Linked DNA regions of Homo sapiens: region 1 is linked to region 2. A link is an interaction called in ENCODE POLR2A ChIA-PET data of the cell type or tissue named here. Cell type or tissue: MCF 10A. All regions are shown on one strand.

Region 1 (4,000 bases), 270 kb after region 2:
CGGACCCACAGATTCTTCATTCTATGGGGGTGACCAGAGCAGAATTCCTCTATAGCCGGGGACCCAGGCCAAGGGCCTTTCATTTTGTCCTTTTATTGTAGTAAAATATGTATGACATCAAATTCACCATTGTGAATTTAATACATTCACAATGTTGTGCAACCACCACCTCTATTTCGGTCCAGAACATTTTTATAGCCCCAAAAGGAAACTCTATACCTATTAAGCAGTCACTCCCATCTCCCTCTCCTCCAGGCCCTGGCAACCACTAATCTGTATTCTGTCTTTATGGCTTTACCTATTCTGGATAGTTGATATAAATGGAGTCACACACTATGCAGCCTTTTGTGTCTGGCTTTTTTCACTTAGTATAATGACTTCAGGTTCCTCCATGCTGGAGCTCATTTCAGCAGCTCATTCCTTTCTAAGGCAGAATAACATTCCATTGCACGGATAAACCGTATGTCCAGGGGCCTTTCCTGCCAGGATCAAAGATGGTATTGGGCTGGGGCTTGGGAGAGGTCAGCTGGTGACTTTACCTCTTTTTCTTTTTCTCCTCCATGCCTCTTGGGGTTTGTCACTTTAGAATATGCTGCTGAGGCTTGGGGACCCAGGGAGACAGCCTGTCTCACCATGTCCCCTAGTCTTTGCAACCTGATCCTGAATCCTGCCTGGCGGTGGCGACAACATCAGACAGAGCTGGAGCTGGTGTGACCCCATCCCAGGAGGATGCTCCTATTTCGGGGATCCCAGCTGTCTCTGGTCAGGGTGCCTCAGCAGAGTCTAGGAAAAGCCAAAGCCCATCTCTGGTGACAGCTCTGAGGTCCGACAGTGGGGAGAGGTGGTGGGTGGGGGGAAGGAGTTGGGCTTGCTCAACTGCCGTGCCTGTAGGGCGGAGGGAGTCCATCCTGGCACGGGGCACAGCAATCGGACCCAAGCCCAAAGAGATGCTTAGCTCTTCACTTGTGGAGCCTATTTTCCAGAGAAATTTAATTCCACATTGTTTTTTCTCTGCTCTGCAGACGCCTCGGAGTTCTGTGCCAGGAACCGAGCTGAGGAACTCAGCTGAGGAAACCACGGGAATCTCATTTGAAGAGGAATTTGGCCCCTGGAGCCCCCTCCCCACTCACTGGTGGGAGGGTGCCAAGACTTCAGTCGCCGCCGCCACACCAGCAAACCCCAAACCACAGGAATGCAATGGGGTCACCTGGGGACAGAGGGAGATGGATGGACAGCGAGTAGGCAGTGAGCCCTTGGGCCTGCATCGCATGGGGTCTGCTATTTTGTGACAAAAGCACTGGACTTGGTCCCCAGGCCTCGGTGTGGATTCAGGCCTCGGTGTGGATTCAGGCTTGCCACTCGGGTCATGGGGTCTTGGGTGGTCACGTCTGTGGCTAACCACGCTCACCTGGCCACTCTGGCCTTTGGACCAACTCGGGCAAGGAGCTGAGCTTGACGGGGAGGGAAGCCACGGATTGGGGTGGACGGAGGCGGTGAGTGAGAGTAGAGTGTTCTGGTCTCCAGGCTCTGCAGGCTGAGCAGGGGAGGCACCCAGCACTTGTTACCCAGGGAAAGGAAACTATGTCGATAATGATTTGTCAGCTATGGGTCAAGGACTGCTCCAGGCACTTTTTTTTTTTTGAGACGGAGTCTCGCTCTGTCACCCTGGCTGGAGTGCAGTGGCGCAATCTCGGCTCACTGCAAGCTCCGCCTCCCGGGTTTCACGCCATTCTCCTGCCTCAGCCTCCCGAGTAGCTGAGACTGCAGGTGCCCGCCACCATGCCCGGCTAATTTTTTAAATATTTTTAGTAGAGACAGGGTTTCACCGTGCTAGCCAGGATGGTCTCAATCTCCTGACCTCGTGATCCGCTCGCCTCGGCCTCCCAAAGTGCTGGGATTACAGGCGTGAGCCACCACGCCTGGCCCGCTCCAGGCACTTTATATAATACATTGCATTTCTCCTTACGGTGGTCCTCTGGTGTGGCTGGCATCATTCTCTTTTATAGACAAGGAAACCAAGAAAGGAGAAGGGGACTCCCCTAGAGTAACAGGTACCAGGGGAGGGGCTGGGCAGAGGGTGGTCATCCCCGAATGCTGAGTGCTCCACACCATGCCACTGGCCCCCGACTCAGTCCTCAGACTTGTTCCTTGGTGAGATCACAGTTGAAATAATAGTTTTCTTCCCCTTAACTCCTCCTAGTTAAGAAAGGAATCATAGTATTTTTGAGCTGGAATGGACTTGGGTACAAGTTACCATTTTACAAACGGGAAAATTGAGGCTCAGAGAGGAGAAGCAGCTTTTCCATTTGAATCTTCAAATGAGATTCCCGTGGTTTCCTCAGCGGAGTTTCTCAGCTTGGTTCCTGGCACAGAATTCCTAGGCGTCTGCAGAGCAGAGAACAAACAATGTGGAATTAAACTGCCCTGAAAAATAGGCTCCTCAAGTGAAGATCTAGAAGACCTTCCTGACTTTTATCACCCAGGAAGATAGCAGATCTAGCTCCAGATGCTCTCTGGCCATTTGGGCCACATGGGTAGAATCCAGGGTCCCTGAGGCCAAGGCTGTCTTTAGTGCCCAGTGGGACAGAATCTCCTTGCTCTGCCCAGGTTCCACACCTGTCTGTTGGTGTGACCCTGCATCCAACCTGAGAGGCCACTGATGGTTTGGTGCACCCTGTCCCCACTATTATAACCCTGCTGGGAGGGTTCAGGAGTGCCATGTTGGTAGATGAAGCACTGCTCTATTTTGTCCCTCACCTTAACAGGCACATGTCACCTGTACTTGGTGGCTCTATCCAGCAGAAGGAGAGAAGGTGGGAATGAGTGTCATCGTGGTTCAGACACTGTCCAGTGGGGTCACCTTAGCTTAGTCACTTCATATATGGAGGGATTCCTGGGAGCAGGCTCTGTGCTAAGGTGCTGGGGAAACAAAAATAAAATAATGTCCCTGTTCTCAAGGAGGAGCTCACAGTCTAGTGGAGAAGGCAGACCTGCAGTTTAACGATGGCTATTTCATGATGTCCTTGCTCTGCCGAGGAGGAGGTGAGCAGCACAGTGGGAGCACGGAGGGAATCAGGACCTCCGTGCTCCCACTTGCTAGAGGAGGCAGGGCTGAGATACAACGAGAAGGGTTATTTGCCAGGTGGACAAAAGCAGAGGTCATTGAGTTTAGAAAGTGGGTTCAGGTTGGGTGCAGTGGTGCACATCTGTAGTCCTAGCTACTTGGGAGGCTGAGGTAGGAGGATCCCTTGAGCCCAGGAATTTGAGGCTGCAATGAGCTATGATGGTGCCACTGCACTCAAGCCTGGGTGACAGAGTGAGATCCTGTCTGAATAAACAAACAAAAAGCAGCAGACTCAGCAAGTGCAAAGGAATGAACATGTGGCAGGGAAATGTGGAATAACTTGGAAGAGTTGGATAATACAAAGTGGCATGTTGGCAATGATGGTGCGGGGATGTTAGGCTGGCGAGGCATTGGGAAGCATGAAGGATTTCAAGCAGGGGATGGACACAACCAGATCTGTGTGTTGGAAAGTCTGCCTGGGCTGCCCCACAGAGGGCATGATGGGGGTGGGGAGGACACCTGGAAAGCTGATACCATGATCTGGGTGAGATAGGGTGGGGTAGGGGAGTCACCCTAAGGCTGGGCAGTGAGAGAAGTAACAGGATTGAGGGATTGTGCTTAGCTGGTTTGGGCTTGAGTGACTGGGTAATTGGGGGCACCATCCATCCCAGTAGGGAAACAGGAGGTATGTAGGTTTAATGGTGAGGATGGAGATGCATATGCATTAAGTTTGAGGACCTGATGATTTGAGGTGCTCATGGGACATCCAAAGTGAGATGTCTGAGGGAGAGCTGATATAAAGATTTGGAGGCCAAATAAAAGTTAGGGCTGTAGTTTGATATTTGGGGCTCATCATCCTACATCAAATACAGATGAGTTAAGGGGCCACAGAATGCTCTGGAAGCTGCACAGGATGACTTTGGTGCCCTGTGCATC
Region 2 (4,000 bases):
CTGATTAACTCCCCTCTTTAGTATTAAATGTTGGCTGATGGTAATAACTTTGGGCTTGTGTGACTTCATTTTTTTTAGTCAGCGTCTCTAAACCCGCTCCTGGGATGTACAGGGGAGGAAATACTAGTTATGAACATTGAGCTGCTCTGCACCAATTTACTAAGTCCAGGAATCAGTGTTTTTGGTGAAATGGAAAATTGACTCAGGCTTTGAAAACAGATGTCCTAATCTGCCTTGGGTTTATGCAGCGTCATTTTTGGAGATGTTGAAGCACTGTGATTTGAAGTTTGTTTTTAACTTTACAATCAAAAGGACACAATTCTCCCTTTTGTATTATAGATTCCTACGCCTAGAAAAGAAAAAGGGTTGTATCTTTTGCTGCCAGTCTGTAAAGTATCTGGAAATGTGTTTGCAGCTGCTCCTTGGTTGTGAATTGCTTAGAGGTTAAGAGCCAAATAGTACTTGTCTTAGCAGTGTTGCAGAGGCTAACTGTGGTACCCTAGTTCTCAGTTCTTGGAAATCTTGTGGCTGTTATTAACTAAAATACAGCTGAGGAGGCCATGTTGGCTCTGACATAGAGTTGATTTGCATTCTAAGATGAGCAGCTCTATAGAAATAGCTGTAATACAATTTTACAACTTCCATTGAAACAGTTTTTTGGAAGGCTATGGCAGGAGGATTGTTTGAGGTCAGGAGTTTGAGACTGGCCTGAGCAACATAGTGAGATCCTGTCTTTGCAATCAAAATAAAACGATTAGCTGGATGTGGTAGTCCCAGCTACTCGGGAGGCTGAGGTGAGAAGATTGCTTGAGCCTGGGAGGTTAAGGCTGCAGTGAGCTGTGATTGTGCCACTTGCACTGCAATCTGGGTTGTAGGGTGAGACCCTTTCTCAAGGAAGAAAGAAAGAAAAACCAAGAAATTTTTTGTTGTTGTTGTTGTTGTTGGTTTGTTTTTTGAGACAGTCTCACTCTGTTACCCAGTGGCACAATCTCAGCTCGCTGCAACCTCCGCCTGCCGAGTTCAAGTGATTCTCCTGCCTCAGCCTCCCGAGTAGCTGGGATTACAGGCGCCCGCCGCCACGCCTGGCTAATTTTTTTGTATTTTTAGTACAGACGGGGTTTCACCATGTTGGCCAGGCCGGTCTCAAACTCCTGACCTTAGGTAATCCACCTGCCTCGGCCTTCCAGAGTGCTGGGATTACAGGCATGAGCCACTGTGCCTGGCCAAGAAACAGTTTTGATGAACAAAGTCACAAAAACAAAGCTACATCGAAAGTGTTATTGTCTCATTGATTATTGGTCACTGGCTGTGTTATAAGGCATGACTTTGAACTATTACTGATTTACTGCAGTTGACTATTTTCTGTACACGTCCGCCTATCTCCCAGTGCTGTACTTCAGTGCTTTCAGGATAATGAGATTTTTTCTTTGCCTTGAGGGGTTGGGCGTGAGGTCATTCCCTGACTTCTGTTTTGGATGATTTTCAGATATTTAATTTACATGGCTTTTGCATTAGTTATTCCTAGTCTGTCTTTTTAAATGAAGCTTTCTTTGCAGCTCTGGTTATTTAATTGAACACAGGAGTAGACTTCTCATTGATTTGTCATCATTTTAGATGAGAGGACTCAGCTCCTGGGCTGCCTTGTATCTGGGAATAACCCATAGTATCTAATATTTACCACATAAGGTAGTATATGAAGGTAGTCTTCCGAATTTACATTTTTAGGGCTTTAAAAAAATAATCTGGGGCTGGTCTGATGGTAGTGGGTTATCAGAGCTTATTAACATTAGTGTCACTGCAGTTGGTATACAAACCCCCCACTGCTAAATTTGACTGGCTTTAAAAAAAATCTGGGGGAAGAGGAAAGAGTCACATTAGTGGGGAAAGCTGCGTTTTGGGGATGCATTATGTTTTTGTTAAAAAAATATGTTTGAAAGAATTTCATCATTCAGTAGTTATATCTTCTTCCTCCTTCATTTTCTCTTTCAGAGAGGAGTAAAACATCCAGGTTTCATTTGTTGTAGAAGTCCTAGGATTTTTCAGGTTTTTTTTTTTAAGACAGAGTCTTGCTCTGTCGCCCAGGCTGGAGTGCAATGGTGCCATCTCGGCTCACTGCAACCTCTGCCTACCGGGTTCAAGCAATTCTCCTGCCTCAGCCTCCTGAGTAGCTGGGATTACAGGCATACGCCACCACACCCGGCTAATTTTGTATTTTTTTTTTTTAAGTAGAGATGGGGTTTCTCTGTATTGGCCAGGCTGGTCTAAAACTCCTGACCTCGGGTGATCCACCCACCTCCACCTCCCAAAGTGCTGGGATTACAGGAGTGAGCCACCACGCCCGGCCCGATTTTTCAGTTTTAATATTCATGATGGTTATGTGATTTTTTTTATTACTTGTTGGATCAGTCAGATTTGCTGCATAGTTGAATTTCTGTGATGAAAATTTCTGTAGTTGAAAAATTTTTTTCCCTTAAGTAACCTTGGAATTTTAATTAATTCCATCTCTACATGTGATAGAAATCTGTTTCACCAGAGGTTTGACTGAATTGAATTTCAAGAAGTGGTGGCACTTTCTCCATTGAGAGGAGAGGGCTGTGAGCTATAGAAAAAGCCTTTTTTTGGAGTGGTAGTGGTAAAATGTGTGTAACATGAATGTTATTCTAGTCTGTTTCCTTGTACTTTAGAGAAACCAGAAACACTTTAGTGGAAACCCTCTGTTATAGTCTGTCCTAGAACACATGGAGGCAAGTTTTTCATTCCTCTTGACATTATTCCCTGTGTGATTATAGGAACCTGTTTGGTTCCTGCCGTTGTTGGCTCCTGGAGTGGCATGTGACTACTCTTAGGCAGCTCCTGGCTCTTTTCTCATTTTGGGGTTCTTTGGCCTAGGGACTGGATGCCATTATGCCATTGTAGTAATGAGCTCCTACCTCCCATGCTGGATTGCTTTTCAGGAGCAAAGCTGAAGGACAGCTGAACAGGTGGGCAGATTACCAACAGGTGACTTTTAACCCTGGAAGGCCTTCAGTTAGTACTTAGTCTCTGGATGAGATTAAGCCAGGAGATCAAGTATAGTCTGTGGGATTAATGAGATAACCGATCGAACTTCTGGTTTGAGTGTGAAGCTGTCGGTTCATTTAGGTTTCTTTGGTTTTACAGTGTTGGTGTATTGGACAGAGAAGGGGACTACTTTTGGATTTGGAGGATGGCCTATATATAAAGCCTCAGATTTCATCTCTTCTCACTCTGTTCTAGCTATCCTGGTCTTTTTACTAGTTCTCTAACACACCAACTACATTCCCATGTTAGAATTTTTTCACTTGCTGTTATTTCTTTTCGGAATGCTCTTTCCCCAGATGTTTACATGGCATGCTCTGCTCATGGAGAGACTTCTTGGGAGAGCCAGATACTCTCCCCCAATGGCCCTTTCCCTGTGACTGTATTATTTTATCATTATTATTACTATTTTGTTGTTGTCGTGGTTAAATTCTCCTAGATCCTGAAGCCTGCAACCCTATCCAAAGGAAGACTCTAACCTGGGCAGCTGTAGTCCCAGCTACTGGGGAGGCTGAGGCTGGAGGATTGCTTAAGCCCAGACGTTCAAGACCAGCTTAGGCAACATAGTCTGGACAATCTATCTCTAAAAAATAAATAAGTAAAACAAAAGAACATTCCAGTCTATTCCTATACTCTACCTTTATGATTCTCTGTTTTTTTTACTCCTTTTATCAGTAACTGTTATACTGAGATTTTATTTCTTCCTTCTTACACTAGAATGTAAGCTCCAAGACAGTAGACGCTTGTCTTGCTCATCTTCTAGAACAGGGCTTAGCAACCTCAGCATTGTTGACAATGTAGACCAGATAATTCTTTTTTTTTTTTTTGAGATGGAGTCCCGTTCTGTCGCCCAGGCTGGAGCGCAGTGGCACGATCTCAGCTTACTGCAACCTCCACCTCCCGGGTTCAAGTGATTCTCCTGCCTCAGCCTCCTGAGTAGCTG

The links. ChIA-PET counts read pairs that join two places held together with the same protein. Peaks named below come from ENCODE experiments on the same cell type or tissue, not always from the same donor. Only the 100,000 strongest peaks of a DNase experiment are listed, where the experiment ranks them.
Region 1: POLR2A ChIA-PET joins it to region 2 with 5 read pairs; 2 of 35 experiments call an interaction of 5 or more read pairs at or near these places.

The regions. Positions count from the first base shown.
Region 1 is chr17:40,511,121-40,515,120 of GRCh38, forward strand. No RefSeq gene overlaps it. Among named protein-coding and RNA genes, the nearest start is that of TNS4, 11 kb to the left of the region's middle. In MCF 10A, no CTCF peak of the experiment used is centred here; DNase peaks (open chromatin) are centred at 211 and 1,581.
Region 2 is chr17:40,241,477-40,245,476 of GRCh38, forward strand. All of the region lies in intron 1 of WIPF2 (WAS/WASL interacting protein family member 2), which reads left to right. It also overlaps the pseudogene RNY4P8. Among named protein-coding and RNA genes, the nearest start is that of WIPF2, 24 kb to the left of the region's middle. In MCF 10A, no CTCF peak of the experiment used is centred here; no DNase peak of the experiment used is centred here.